Linked DNA regions of Homo sapiens: region 1 is linked to region 2. Evidence: chromatin loops called from intact Hi-C (ENCODE). Cell type or tissue: Caco-2. All regions are shown on one strand. Links, peaks and the distances in the headings refer to the core of each region. The heading gives the core; the rest is flanking DNA. Region 1 overlaps LOC105371984 (a long non-coding RNA gene). Region 2 has its middle 230 kb from the start of VAPA.

Region 1 (2,909 bases), core at 199-2,698, 50 kb before region 2:
AGAATTTTGAGTTAAATGGCAGGAAAGAGGCCCAGTGTGGCTCATCTGTGTTAGCAGTTTGCATTGCCTTATGAGTCTCTTCATCTTGGCATTTCAGATTGTTACATGTTGAAGGAGACTTAGAAATTATTAAATCGAAATCATTTCATGCTAAATGCAGGGAACCGAGGTGCAGTGTAGTGGAATACAGCGAGCCTGCAAAGCAGGGTGCCAGGTCGCCTGACCACCAGTCCAGTGCCCTCTTCACCACCTGCTCCGTGCAAGGAGGGTTCCTGCCAATCATGTCCCAGGGCATTGGTGAACCTGAGGGCTTGTGCTTTCTTCTGATTTTGAGTCATTGGATGCAAGCAAACCTAAGAGAAGTGGGTGGTGGTGTTTGATGCCTCCTCACGGCACCCCCCAACAACTGCCACATTAGAAAACTCTTCTGAGCCTGCCGTGTGGCCCTGGTGGAAGCAACATGAAAGCTTCTAATAACAGCCTTGGGGAAAAGCACTCTGCCAAGGTGTCTTTGTGTCCTTTTTGGGGCGTTTGATGAGCTTCCTTTGCTTTACATATAGCTTTCCAGGAAGAGGCAGATGCGCTTCTCACCACAGAGCTATTAATACCCCAAGCCAAGCACTTAAAGGAAAACATCAACCAAGTGTTTAGCCATGTAGTTGGGCGGGGGTTGAAAGAGACAGAAGGAGGGAGAGAGCAAGAACAGGTGCAGGGGTTCATTTCAATGAAGGAAAATACAACAGGAAAGGAATCCAGTGCTGCTCTGTTGTGTTTCTAAAGTTCACATGAATTGAATTTTCTGTGGCCCACCAGGTGATATTAAACGTAGCTTTCTTGGATTAGATAATAATTAGGAAGCGTGTTGGTAATAATTAGCAGCAATTTGCCAATCACTAGGGGCCAGCTGGCCCTAGCTCCCTGCTGCTAATTCGGCAGAGTGGCCGTCCGCTCTAAGCAGGCCTTTAAGGCAAGGTGCTGTTTTAGGAAGACAGTCGGGGACAATTCCACAGTGGAAAATCTCTGGTTCTATGAGCATCCAAGGTTGAAATAAGTGTAGGCTTATTTCATTTGGGAAGCTTAATTAAAAAGTAAAAAATGTCCTTTCTTCTACAACTGGAAACTTTAACATGAGGAAGAAAAGGGGCTTCTTTCTTCTTCCCTCTTCTTCTTCCTTCTCCTTCTTTTAAAGATAGTAAGGAAAACTACCACTGTTTCAGGTTTGGAAGCTAGTCTTTGGTTTTATACTAAATGAAACCTGTTAACAGAGCAGATGAGTGTATTTTAAATGGAATCTGTTAAACCAACATAGTAGACACATCCCTTATTTTCGCATGTGTTTGGGTTTGAAGTCCATGAAGCTGGGCAGGGGGGTGATGTGCGAACATTGGGAGAGGTCAGGAATTCAGCTGCTGGGGAAGAGGCTGAGCCACAGGAAGCTTAGATACACGTGTGTGTACTGTGAGCTGGAGCCAGTAAGGGTTCAGAGCTGGGGAGTGGGGACTGCAAAGAATGCAGATGGGGCCTGGCCCACCCTCCAGGGTACATCCACATTTCTGAGAAACGCTATGCCAGGGGAACATTAAGAGTGAGGGGGCTATGTTTTCAGAGGTTACTTCAGACCTTGGGTATGTGGGGAGGTGAGGCAACAAAGACTGAGAGATGTCAGCCAATGAAAAAGTGTAGTCACCTCTCAGAAATACACCCCCTGCAGTATTTTAGAGACAATGTAGAATAGATGCCCAAAGTAAAGATAATCCCAGAGTGGAGTATATTCAGGCTGAGCAATACCATGTAGAGCGGGGTCCCCACCCCCGGGGCCAGGAACTGGTACCACTCCGTGGCCTGTTAGGAACCAAGCCGCACAGCAGGAGGTGAGCAGCAGGAGAGCAAGCAAAGCTTCATCTGCATTCATAGCTGCTCCCCTCCCCGCCTCGAATTACCGCCTGAGCTCTGCCTCCTGTCAGATCAGTGGCAGCACTGGATTCTCATAGGAGCACGAACCCTATGGTGAACTGCGAATGCAAGGGTTCTAGGTTGCGCACTTTTTTTTGCTCTTTTTTTTGAGACAGTCTTGCTCTGTCACCCAGGCTGGAATGCAGTGGCACGATCTTGGCTTACTGCAACCTCCACCTCCTGGGTTCAAGTGATTCTCCTGCCTCAGCCTCCTGAGTAGCGGGGATTATGGGCACCTGCCACCACGCTCGGCTATTTTTTTTTATTATTGTTTTTAGTGAAGACGGGGTTTCACTATGTTAGCCAGGCTGGTTTCGAACTCTTGACCTCAAATGATCCATCTGCCTCGGCCTCCCAAAGTGTTAGGATTACAGGAATGAGCCACCGTGCCCAGCCTAGTTGCATACTTCTTATAAGAATCTAATGCCTGATGATCTGTCACTGTCTCCCATCATTCCCAGATGGGACCCTCTAGTTGCAGGAAAACAAGCTCAGGGCTCCCACTGGTTCTACATTATGGTGAGTTGTATAATTATTTCATTATATATTTCAATGTAATAATAATAGAAATAAAGTGCACAATAAATGTAATGTGCTTGAATCATCCCGAAACCATCCCCCTCGCCCCCTGGTCCGTGGAAAAATTGTCTTCCATGAAATCAGTCCCTTGTGCCAAAAAAGTTAAGGACCACTGGCTTATGGGACCTAACTCTGACTATGTGAATGCAATGTCCTGTGTTTTTTTAAAAGTAATTTGTATTTATTTTAGTTGAAAAATAAAGATTATATCTATTTATTGTGTATGACATTTTAAAATATGCATACATTGTGGGATGGCTAAATTGAGCTAATTAACATGTGCATTATCTCACATAATCTTTTTTGTGGTGAGAACACTTAAAATCTACTCTCAGCAATTTTTAAGAATACAATACCAAGTTATTAACTATAGTCAC
Region 2 (2,909 bases), core at 168-2,667:
GAAATAGTTGATCTCAGCATGAACGATCAATGTGGCCCTGGTGGCAAGTGCATGTGCTTTGGGAGCACATCCTGTTGGGGTTGCTGTTGAAACCAAGTCCTGAAGGACAAGTAGAGGATCAGCAGGCAAAGCGTGTGAGAAGGCTGGAGAGAGTGTTTCCATATGTGGGTCTCCATCTGTAAAGCTCCAGGAGATGAGGGCATGAAGGGCATGTGGAACTGCAAGGAGGCCAGTGTGTCTGAAACATGGTGCAGGACAGCGGGATCTGTGGAGGACAGGGCCAGAGATAAAGCCCGTTTTTCCAGGGCCCATCTCCAGCCGCTGCATTTCTTTCGAGCTTTAGACAGACTATCTGCTTCCCATATGACATTTTTTCCAGGATGATTCAAGCCACTTCAAACTCAACTTGTCTGGAGCTGACTCATCCTTCTCAAATCTCAGCCTCCTCCAGAATCCCCGCCCCTGACTCAGTTGCACTCCTAGAAAACTGGACAGTGTTCCCTGCAGGCCTGGCAGCCCTGCAAGGAGGGAATGACTTGAGAAGAGTTTTTGCTTCAGAAAGCTCACCCTTGACTGCAGTGTGGAGCAAGGATTGGAGGGATGAACTGGAAGCAGGGGCCCCTGCGAGGGGAATGTTACTCTAGTGCAGGTGGAGAGGATACGGGCCCATCCACACTGGCAGCAGCAGAGTGGTGGGAGAGTGGAAAGGGGTGAGCAGCAGAAAGGAAGTCGACTTGGTGAGATTTGGTGACTGATGGGAGGGGAGGCAGACTGTGGGTTTGAAGCACTGGGCCAATGGCAGACTCATGTAGGAGTGAGAGGGGCCCTAGGACGGCAGTTGGTCAGGGTGGCTTTGGGCTTGTTGAACTGAAGTGGTGCCCAGGAGGAAGCTGAGCTGCAGCTCTTAGTTTCAGGCGAAAAATCAGCCCTGCAGACACAGGGCCGGGATTTGTTACCCAATCTGTTGTAAAGTGCTTCCTTCACAGTATGCCTTTGCTCTGAATAACTCTAACCCCACAGACTTACTCAAGTGTCACTTTACAAACTCTGACACAGTGAAAAAAAAGTCTCTCTTTTTTTCTCCTACCCCCATTTTCATGCAGGAAATAACAACAAAGACCCAGGTCAGAGATGAGTCTTTGTAGAGCTTCCCAAAGTGATTTGAGGCTGGGAGGCTATAGTCAGTGGAATATAGAATTTGTGCAAAAGCTGGAGAAGGCTGACAGTGGCGGTCAGGGAAATCTAAATTGGCCCCAGCTGACAACCTCATCCCAAGCTTGGTGGGGCCCCACCCCCTGCTGAGAGAGCCACCCATTCAGGCCCCTGGGCTTTGTAAATAGTTTCTGTTTAGTTTTCAGCTCACAAGAAGCAAGCACATAAAAGAGTTAGTCATCGGGCCGATTCAGCAGGGCACACATTAGCTAGATATTGACCTGGGCTCCTTTCACACCAGGTGAGTGATGTGTTGAATGTTGGAGCTGGGTAGAATCTAGCCTGAAAGTCTATATTAACTTTGCAGGGATTATAAAAGAGAAACTGAGGTTGCCTAAATGGGAACTATTTTCATGTGTTCAGATGGGTTGACCTGTGTGAGTACCCCAGGCTAAAGTAGCCAAATAGGAGAAGACACTGTGAGACTCACCCTGGTCTGTTTCAGCCGAATGAACTGAGGTGGGCAGAGAAGTTTATTTTTGAAATGGCCAAAGTCTCTTCCTGATTTGGTTGATCCAGCTGGGGCAACTCCTCACACATCCGAGGCTCTGGCTCTGCAGGGTAGCTCGGGGTGCTTGGCTGATGTTTGAGTTAGGGGAGAGCTTTCACATCTGTAGGGTGACAGAAGCCCTTATCACAGCATGATGCAAGCCACTGCTAGGAAGACACCCTTGGGGGCCAGCCATGCTCTGGGGAAACCAGCAAGTCACTTTGAGTTCACAAAGAGTTGGCTTTATCCAAAGGTCATGCCAAGGGATACTCTTCATGTTCCTGGAGTCTCCCGAGGCACGCCCTCCTGCCCGGGCATTTGTTCTCCACGGTCCCTGGGGAAAGCACCAGCTTTCACATACTCCAAGTCCTCCACCTTGTGACATCGAAAGAGGTATCAACAGTTTAAATCTGTGCACTGAGCATGTGAAAAATTCCATTTCCCACCCGCCACAAATTGTCTAAAAGACAGACTGATTTTATGACAAGAGTGTTTCTCTTCTCTATTGTTTACTTTCTTTAGTTCCTGATTCTTCATTTTCACACATTTTTATGTGGCCTGATACATAAATTCAACTTAACAGCAGCCATTGTGTTTAGGAAGCCCAGAGAATTCTTATTTTCCAACTGTTCACCAGCATTCTCTACTTGTGGAAAGTAAAACCCTTAGAGCCCAATGTGACTTATGCGCGGATATTTTTCAGATAATGGAGTAGCTACAAATAACCGATTTTCCTGTTTCTCCGAGCCTCTCCCTGACAGATAATGAAGTCATAAAGGGCATCATGATTTCAGTGCCGATACTGGAACCTCGTGTTCAGATTCAAACTCGCTTTGTTCTTGACTGTGTGACTGAAAGCTGGAAAATAAGCTGTGACTCAAATTTTTGTCTGGATAATTTATATTGTAATTAGTTAACTAATTAATTAATTTATGAACAAGTTGTGGGTTGTTAGATTTAAATGGACACAACTGAGTGTAAGTTCTAACTTTTCCTTGTGAGACGGGACCCCTGGCTTCAGTTTCTGTGCAAAATAAAAATCGAGCTATGTGATTTTTAAAGTGCATTCCAGCTCTGTTTTTTCCCAGGTCTGTGATTGGAAAATATCCCTGACTCACAGCCCTTGCTTCCCGGTGCCCTGGCTCTCACCCTCACGTTGGCCCAGCACTTAGGGCTCCCCTCCCTGGCCTCTGCCCAGCTATGCGAC

The links. A loop is a pair of places that touch in the nucleus more often than their neighbours do. Peaks named below come from ENCODE experiments on the same cell type or tissue, not always from the same donor. Only the 100,000 strongest peaks of a DNase experiment are listed, where the experiment ranks them.
Region 1: it touches region 2 in a loop (2.2-fold over the local background); 3 of 110 quality-filtered maps call a loop at or near these places.

The regions. Positions count from the first base shown.
Region 1 is chr18:10,089,488-10,092,396 of GRCh38, forward strand. The region is part of intron 1 of LOC105371984 (a long non-coding RNA gene); the gene reads left to right. Among named protein-coding and RNA genes, the nearest start is that of VAPA, 180 kb to the left of the region's middle. In Caco-2, for the core only: no CTCF peak of the experiment used is centred there; a DNase peak (open chromatin) is centred at 1,405.
Region 2 is chr18:10,139,794-10,142,702 of GRCh38, forward strand. No RefSeq gene overlaps it. Among named protein-coding and RNA genes, the nearest start is that of VAPA, 230 kb to the left of the region's middle. RefSeq lists an enhancer at 691-1,190. In Caco-2, for the core only: no CTCF peak of the experiment used is centred there; a DNase peak (open chromatin) is centred at 1,338.